Regions from separate parts of the Homo sapiens genome. Here region 1 is linked to region 2. Evidence: read pairs that join two places in POLR2A ChIA-PET (ENCODE). Cell type or tissue: Caco-2. All regions are shown on one strand. Each heading gives the region's core, and the rest is flanking DNA. Links, peaks and the distances in the headings are about the cores only.

Region 1 (4,391 bases), core at 284-4,283, 110 kb before region 2:
TCGCTCTGTCACCCAGGCTGGAGTGCAGTGGTGTGATCATGGCTCACTGAAGCCTCGACCTCCTGGGCTCAGGTAATACTCCTACCTCAGCCTCCCAAGTAGCTGGGACTACAGGTATGTGCCACCATGCCCAGCTAATTTTTTGTAGAGATGGGGATTTGCCATGTCGCCCAAGCTTGTCTTGAACTCCTGGACTCAGAAGTGAAATCGCTGGATCAAATGGTAATTACATGTTTAATTTTTTTAAGAACTACCATACTGTTTTCCACAGTGGCTGCAACTTTTATAATCCCACCAACAGTACACAAAGGTTCTAATTATTCCACATCATGGCTAACACTTGTTTTTAATAGTTTCTGGCTTTTTGATATAACATCCTAATGGATGTGACGTGGTATCTCATTGTAATTTCTTTTTTCTTTCTTGGTACTCACTGGTTGTGGCATCGTTGTAATTGTGTCAGGCGAACGTGATAACCACTACACTACGGAAACATATCGTTGTAATTGTGATCCACATTCTCCTGATGACTAGAGATGTTCAGCATCTTTTCATGTGTTTATCGGCCATTTGTATGTCTCCTTTGGAGAAATGTCTATTCAAGTACTTTGCCTATTTTTGAATGGGTTATTTCATTTTTTGTTGAATTTTAGGAGTTCTCTATATATTGTGGATGTTAATCCCTTATCAGATATATGATTTGCAAGTATTTTCTTCCATTCTGTGAGTTGCCTTTTTACTGCTGATGGTTTCAAACCTATGATCCACAAAAAGTTTTAATTTTGATGAAGTCCAAGTTGTCTATTTTTTTTTTCTTTCTTTCTTTCTTTTTTTTTTTGAGACAGGGTTTCACTCCCATTGCCTAGGCTGGAGTGCAACGGTGAGATCTCAGCTCACTGCAACCTCCGCCTCCTGGGCTCAAGCAATTCTCCTGCCTTAGCCTCCCAGGTAGCTGGAACTGTAGGTGCAAGCCACTGTGCCCAGCTAAGTTTTGTATTTTTGGTAGAGACAGGGTTTTACCAGGTTGCCCAAGCTGGTCTCAAACTCCCAGGCTCAAGAGATCCACCCACCTTGGCCTCCCAAAGTGTTGAGATTATAGATGTGAGCCACCATGCCTGGTCTATTTTTTATTTTGTTGCCTGTACTTCTGGTGTCATATTCAAGAAATCCTTGCCAAATCCAATGTCATAAAGCTTTTCCTGTGTGTTTTCTTCTAAGAGGTTTTTTGTTCATTTGTTTTTAGAAACAGGGTCTTGCTCTGTTGCCCCAGCTGGAATACAGTGGCATGATCTCAGCTCACTGCAGCCTTGGCTGCCTGGGCCCAAGTAATCCTCCCACCTCAGCCTTCTGAGTAGGTGAGACCACAGGCATGCGCCACCATGCCCAGCTAATTTTTAATTTTTTTTTTTTTTTTTTAGACGGAGTCTCACTCTGTCGCCCGAGCTGGAGTGCAATGGCATAATCTCGGCTCACTGCAACCTTTGCCTCCTGAGTTCAAGTGATTCTCCAGCTTCAGCCTCCCAAGTAGCTGGGATTACAGGTGTGTGCCACCACACCTGGCTAATTTTTGTATTTTTAGTAGAGACAGGGTTTCACCATATTGGCCAGGCTGGTCTTGAACTCCTGACCTCAGGTGATCCACCTGCCTCAGCCTCCCAAAGTGCTGGGATTTCAGGTGTGAGCCATCACAGTCGGCCAATTTTTAAATTTTTTATAGAGATAGGGTCTCCTTATGTTGCCCAGGTTGGGCTCAAACTCCTGAGCTCAAACAATCTTCCAGGATCAGCCTCCCAAAGTGCTGGAATTATAGGCATGAGCCACCATGCCCAGTCTCTTCTAAGAGTTTCATAGTTTTAGCTAGCTCTTCTCTTTATGTTTGATCCATTTTGAATAATTTTTGTATGTGGTGTTAGATAAGAGTCTAACATTCTTTTGCATGCGAATATCCAGTTTTCCCAGTATCATTTGTTGAATACCTGATTTCTAAAACCCTAATCAGTTAGGAATTTTGTTCAGCTTGAAGAAATAAAAACTGACTACAGTAGCCTAAACATATAAGTTTTTACTATTTCACATAAAGGAAGTCCATGGGGAGACTGTTCTCAGCTGCTATAATATGAAGGGTCCATGGAGATCTGGGCTCCTTGTTTCTCTTCTGCCAGACATGGCTTCCATTCTAGGCCCACTATCGTTGTGTGAGCTCCAGCCAACACCTGGGAATTCCAGGCAGCAGGAAGGAGGAGGGGGGAAGGGATAAAACAATGTCACTCTTTTTAAAGGGCCTAAGTCTTGAACTGTAGGAGTTCAGTCAGGATGGTGGGAAAACTTACAGAAAGATGCAAACCTTCTTAGAAGGCTAGGTTTTGTAAAAGCTTCAGGAAAAAATGTGGCTGAAGGCAGCTGAATTCTCTCAGAGTAGATAACAAAGAAGGGTAAGAGAATTGATCTAGATAAGTTAGTTTACTTAGGCCTTGGAACCTGGCCTTTAATCATCTGTGCAGGACTGCTGTCTCTGGGAGGGCAACCATGTTAATTACCCACAAGTGTGTTGACCCAAGGCTTTTGTCATTAAATCTGTACTGAATAAATGCCTGCAGCACTGGCTTATCGAGGCTATGGCTGCTGACTCTTTACAGCACCTTCTTTGGTATCTGTGAGCAGCCCAGTCCCCTAACCGTGCAGCCACACAAAAAACCTGTGTCTGCATACATTTTTTTCATCCATCACTCAGCCAGGGTCTGCAGGTCAGACCCGGCATTGAACACTTGCACTTAGTCTCATAGCTGCAAAGGAGGCTGGGAAATAACAGACCCTTATCTGGCTACATGGCCATTTCAAATTAAATCAGGGCACTCTTGCCAAGGAGGAAGGGGTGAATGAATGAATTGTGGCTTAGATAGCTAGCAGCCTCCACCTCAGGCACCTAACACATCTGAAATTCTGTGATGATCTATCTCCTGGAGAAAAAAATAAGAAAATGGTTACACAGTGCTTAGCAAAATGTCTGGCTCAGGCTATGCACTCAAAAAATGTTAGCTATTATTTTTGCTTCTATTACTCTCTGATCTCAGAGATAGGCCTGTCCTTATACCAGGATGGAACCCATGGTTCTCTATGTGGTGTGATGGACAGACCACAGAAGTGAAAACTGGCCCCCAAAGAGACTCTCTGCCTTACGTATTTCTCTCTTCAGACTCTGTTTTAAATCCAAGGAGGGTGAAATAGGAGGGGAACAGGTAGCCTTAAGAAACAATGCATTTGGCCACCCTCAGCCTCAGTGTAGCTCTCTGTCTCTGAGCTTTTTGCCTGGCTGCCAGCTGGGATCCGAGCCCCATGGGCATGGGAGTCAGAAGGAAGGGGTCACATGGCAGCCAGGGAGTACAGGCTGGGTGTAGCACCGGTGAGGATGAAACGCACAGGAAGGGGCTGTTCAGCTGCCTCTGTTGGGGTGCAGGGGTGGGGGCCCTTTGAAGGGGGCGGAGGAAGTGCTTTGCTCCTCCCTGCCCCTCCCAGGCCATATCTGGACACACTGTCAGGCATAGCCCAGTTAATTGCAGTGAAACAGAGCAGGCCAGGAAGGCCTGGGATCTGGGATCTGGGATCTGGAATCAGCACCGCCTATCAAGTGTGTGGAGGTGGTGCAGAACACAGAGTGTCCGCCGTGTTGCCAGGCCCAGGCAGCGTCTGCCATATAGCTCTGAGGCCTGGGGCCACTCAGAAGTCAGCTTGGAGCAAGGTGACAGCAGGCCCACACTGCCAGGAAGAGAAGTGGGACTGGAACTGGAACCTCATGTCAGAAACCAGGCCATAGGGGGCCTATTTGGCAGCAGAAGAGAGGGCCCGAGGTCAGCCTCAGTGAGCATGATATTCAGAATATGTAATCACCAGTATAGCCAGATGCCCACCAGTGAGGGCAGACCCAGACCTTACAACTAGGACAGGGTTCTGGAGACCTCCTACAAGGCCAGGGGCCAACACTATTTTCTGGATCATGGAAATGTCCTGGGGCCAAGGTACATTGGACCCACCATCTCCTTGTTTCCTTTCTAACTGAAGTTTCTGGAAGTCTGAGTTGAACTTTCTCTTGCACATAAAGGAGTCCTGAAGTAAGGGGATCACACACAGTCACACACAGAGAAAGGCAGCAAAAAGTAGAAAGATGAAGACGAGAAAGTTAAAGTGCCCCGTACTTCAGCCCAGTCAAGGACTAGGAAAGCAAAAGTTTCCTAGTAACTACACTGTGCATTTCCTTAACCATGTTTGATATTAATTCCTGTGCCCAGCCCCTTTGTAGGGAGATGGAGACACCATTTGCTTCCATCTATTTAAAAATAATGAAATGGATACAACTCAGTATTACATGTTGTAGTGGCTGCATTGTTTTTCTCCTA
Region 2 (4,391 bases), core at 253-4,252:
ATGCATAGGGAACTCAATGCATAACTATATAATTTGAAGATTATAGAAGAAGGGAAATAGCAAATGGACACAAATTACAAATGTGTGTGCGTGGGACGAAGACATCTTTGAAGGTCATGAGTTTGTTAGTTTAACATCATATATTTGTAATAGTGAAACCTGTACTCAAAATATAAGCAGCTTGAAACTGGCTTTACCAATCTTGAAATTTGACCACAAGTGTCTTATATATGCAGATCTAATGTAAAATCCAGAACTTGGACTCCATCGTTAAAATTATTTATGTGTAACATTCAAATGTGTGCATTAAATATGCTTCCACAGTAAAATCTGAAAAACTGATTTGTGATTGAAAGCTGCCTTTCTATTTACTTGAGTCTTGTACATACATACTTTTTTATGAGCTATGAAATAAAACATTTTAAACTGAATTTCTTAACTTTGACATTTCAAATTTCTTCTTCTTTTTCTTTTCTTTTTTTTTTTTTTTTGAGATGGAGTCCCACTCTGTTGCCAGGCTGGAGTGCAGTGGCACAATCTCGGCTCACTGCAACTTCTGCCTCCTAGGTTCAAGCGATTCTTCTGCCTCAGCCTCCCGAGTAGCTGACTACAGGCGCCCACCACCATTCCTGGCTAATTTTTGTATTTTTAGTAGAGACAAAGTTTCACCATATTGGCCACGCTAGTCTCGAACTCCTGACCTCACGATCCACCCACCTCTACCTCCCATAGTGCTGGGGTTACAGGCGTGAGCCACCGCGCCCGGCCTCTTTTTTTCTTTTTGTTTTGTTTTTTCTTTTTTTTTTTGAGACAGGATCTTGCTCTGTGGCCTAGGCTGGAGTGTAGTGGTGCGATCTCAGCTCACTGCAGGATTCAAGCGATTCTCCTGCCTCAGCCTACCAAGTAGCTAGGATTACAGGCTCCCACTACCATGCCCGGCTAATTTTTGTATTTTTAGTAGAGAAAAGGTTTCTTTTTCTTTTTTCTTTTCTTTTTTTCTTTTTTTTTTTTTGGGGGGGTGAGACAGAGCCTAACTCTGTTGCCCAGGCTGGAGTGCAGTGGCACAATCTCAGCTCACTGCAACTTCTGCCTCCTGGGTTCAAGCAATTCTCCTGCCTCAGCTTCCCAAGTAGCTGGGACTACAGATGTGCACCACCATGCCCGGATTATTTTTGTATTTGTAGTAGAGACAGAGTTTCGCCATGTTGGCCAGGCTGATCTCGAACTCCTGACCTCAAGTGATCCACCCACCTTGGTCTCCCAAAGTGCTGGGATTACATGTGTGAGCCACCATGCCTGGTCCTATTTACTCTTTGTTAAGTGGAAGTGGATCATCATAAAGGTCTTGATCCTCATAGTTTTCACTTTGAGTAGGCTGAGGAAGAGGAAGGGTTGGTCTTGCTGTCTCTGGGTCGCAGAGGCAGAAGAGGTGGAGGAGGTAGAAGGGAGGCAGGTGCACACTGGGTGTAACTTTTATTGAAAAAAAATGTGTTCAAATATACCCGCACAATTCAAACCCATGTTCAGGGTCAATTGTAGTTGTGACAGACCCAATGACCCACAGAGTCTAAAATGTTTATTGGAAATGTTTGCTGACCCCTGCTCTAGGATGCTGGGGGAAAGCTATTCCTAGGTAGGTGTCTCAGCAGACATGGAAAGCAGCCTATAATATTGCCCCAGCAGGTGGGGTATGGAACAGATGCTCAGGGAGGCTGCTGGCTGCTGTCCACTGCAGGCCCAGAAGCGTCCTGGAGAAGCCACCCCATGCTGCAAGAGCCAGATCATGGAGCAGCCCTGGATGCTGCAGGAGCCTGTCAAGCCAGGACACCAGAGCTAGGAAACAAAACCTTCCTTTTCAGTGCCTCTCTAGCACCCTCTGCTGACAGAGCTTCAGATCCATTTTCACAGAGAGGTGCAAAGGGTGAATTTGTTTTTTAGGTTTGTGTGTGTGGTTTTGTTTTTTTTTTTTTGAGACGGAGTTTTCACTCTTGTCTCCCAGGCTGGAGTGCAATGGCATGATCTCAGCTCACTGCAACCTCCACCTCCCAGGTTCAAGTGATTCTCCTGCCTCAGCCTCCCAAGTAGCTGAGATTATAGGCACCCACCACTATACTTGGCTAAAATTTTTTTTTGTATTTTTAGTAGAGACGGGGTTTCACCTTGTTGGCCCAGGCTGGTCTTGAACTCCTGACTTCAGGTGATTCACCTGGCCTGAATTTGAACTAAGAGGCAATAAGTTAATAACTGGCACACTCTTCAACCCATTGCCTTCTAGACGCTGTCCTGTCTCTTCTGAAGCTACTTTCGCTAAGGTCAACACTGACCTGCTAATTGCTAGTGATCCTCTTCCCCCGGTGTTGAATCATTTGCTTTCTCTGCAGCCTGTCACCAGGATGACTTCCCCATTCTCTACCCCACTGTGTTTTCTTTTTTTTCCTTTGGCTTCACTGGTATGAATCTCTCCTGATTTTTTCCCTCTTCTACTGATTGTGTAATACTGATGTTCCCAGGATTTGTCCTTAGTTCTATTTTTCCTCCCTTTTTCTTCCTGGAGGATTTCATCCACTTTCTTGCCTTTATTACCTTCTGTGAGGCTCAATGAGAACAGAAGCACCATCTCCATTTCTGTTCTTTTTTCCTGAGATCTATAGTAAAGTATGTATATTTCACATAACTAGTTTTTAATGATTTGATCATCTTCATCCACAAACATATTTTATGGCTTGTATTCTCAGAATCAATTGATGGCATTGCCATGAACCAAGTCCCAAATTCCTTCTCTTTTACTTCCTCCATTGTTTTAGTCACCAGAGCCTGTGATCCTCCCCGAGAAACAAATGCTCCTCTAATCTGCCTTCTCTTACACACTTTCCCTGGTCTCTTTATAAACAATCTACTCCCTCTCCAGCCCAAACCTCATATTGCTCCCAGGATTATTTGCCTAAAGTTGATCACAGCACTTTTTTACAACATAAGATGTACCCCTTTCCCCTGCCAGAGGGGCATATATAAAGCCTTTCAGTGTGGCCCTGTAGTGTGAACCTTTTCTCCTTTTGTCTGTCTGGCATCCCATTTCCTCTGCAATTTGGGAAGAATTGTCTGCATGTTTTGTAAGAGCCAGGTCTCTACCTCCCTCTTTAGAAGTTTAAGGGCAGAGATCCTCTCATGGCTCTCAGCATCCAGGGCACAGGCACCCCCACATAGTACTTGGAATCTTGTGATGGAAAGAAGTAAGAACAGTTGAGAAAACACCCATGGGCAGTGGTGGCATGTGACCAATGGCAGTTATAGGCATGTTGCAGTGGTGGCATCCCAGCCCTTGGTCATCTCTGCCCTACATGACCCTGTGGCCATCCAGCTGTGGTTGCTCTGCTTGGCCTCCCTTGGCTGCTGATTCCTCTCCCCTCCCATTGCCAATACCCTGCTCCAGAGCTTTATCACATGCCTGGATTAATTTAATTTCCGACTTTCCCAATACCAAATTCTCCCCACTCTCAATCCTTTCCCAACGTCATTCCCAGAATAACTAAAATCTAGTCACAGTCTACCTTATTTCTCACTGTACCTCCAATACATCAAATTTTCCTGCATTTAAGATTTCCCTTCCCATTCCTCCAATGTTCCTTCTTTCCTTGCTTCCTTCCTTCCTTCCTTCCTTCCTCCCTCCCTCCCTCCCTCCCTCCCTATCTTCCTTTCTTCCCTTCTTTTTTTCTTTTTTTCCCTGGACAGGTCTTGGTCTCTTGCCCAGTCTGGAGTGCAGTGGCACAAACACAGCTCACTGCAACCTCTACCTTCAGGGCTGAAGTGATCCTCCCGCCTCAGCCTTCTGAGTATATGTAGGATCACAGGTGTGCACCACCACGCCTGGCTAATTTTTTAAATTTTTTTTTTTTTTTTTTTGAGTCAGAGTCTTGCTCTGTAGCCCAGGCTGGAGTGCAGTGGTGCAATCTTGGCTCGCTGCAACCTCTGCCTTCTGGGTTCAAGCGATTCTTGAGCCTCAGCCTCCTGAGTAGCTGGGATTACAGGCGCCCTCCACCACACCCAGCTAATTTGTTGTATTTTTAGTAGAGATAGGGTTTCACCATGTTGGCCAGGCTGAAATAATTTTATAATTTTTTTGTAGAGACAGGGTCTCACTGTGTTGCCCAGGAGTCTCGAACTCCTGGACACAAACCATCCTCCTACCTTGGAGGATGCAATACTGAAGTGTTAGGATTACAGGCGTGAGCCACTGTGCCTGGCCCCTCTGTCCTTTTATACCTTGACTTGGGTTCTATCCTGCCTTTGCTTATGTTCTTTCTTAGGCTTGGGAAACCCTCTGCTTAGTCAAGGCCTAGCAGAAGATCTTCTTTTACAAATCCTTTCACCACTTTAACCTCATCTTTTTCTAC

The links. ChIA-PET counts read pairs that join two places held together with the same protein. Peaks named below come from ENCODE experiments on the same cell type or tissue, not always from the same donor. Only the 100,000 strongest peaks of a DNase experiment are listed, where the experiment ranks them.
Region 1: POLR2A ChIA-PET joins it to region 2 with 8 read pairs; 2 of 35 experiments call an interaction of 5 or more read pairs at or near these places.

What each region holds. Positions count from the first base shown.
Region 1 is chr2:47,280,300-47,284,690 of GRCh38, forward strand. All of the region lies in intron 3 of EPCAM-DT (EPCAM divergent transcript), which reads right to left. Among named protein-coding and RNA genes, the nearest start is that of BCYRN1, 53 kb to the right of the region's middle. RefSeq lists a silencer at 2,417-2,617. In Caco-2, for the core only: no CTCF peak of the experiment used is centred there; DNase peaks (open chromatin) are centred at 2,231 and 2,542.
Region 2 is chr2:47,386,590-47,390,980 of GRCh38, forward strand. EPCAM (epithelial cell adhesion molecule) reads left to right here. Exons shown (of 9, transcript NM_002354.3): 9 at 1-431. The coding sequence ends at 24. Among named protein-coding and RNA genes, the nearest start is that of MIR559, 11 kb to the left of the region's middle. In Caco-2, for the core only: CTCF peaks have their summits at 1,860 (motif pointing left) and 2,067; a DNase peak (open chromatin) is centred at 1,792.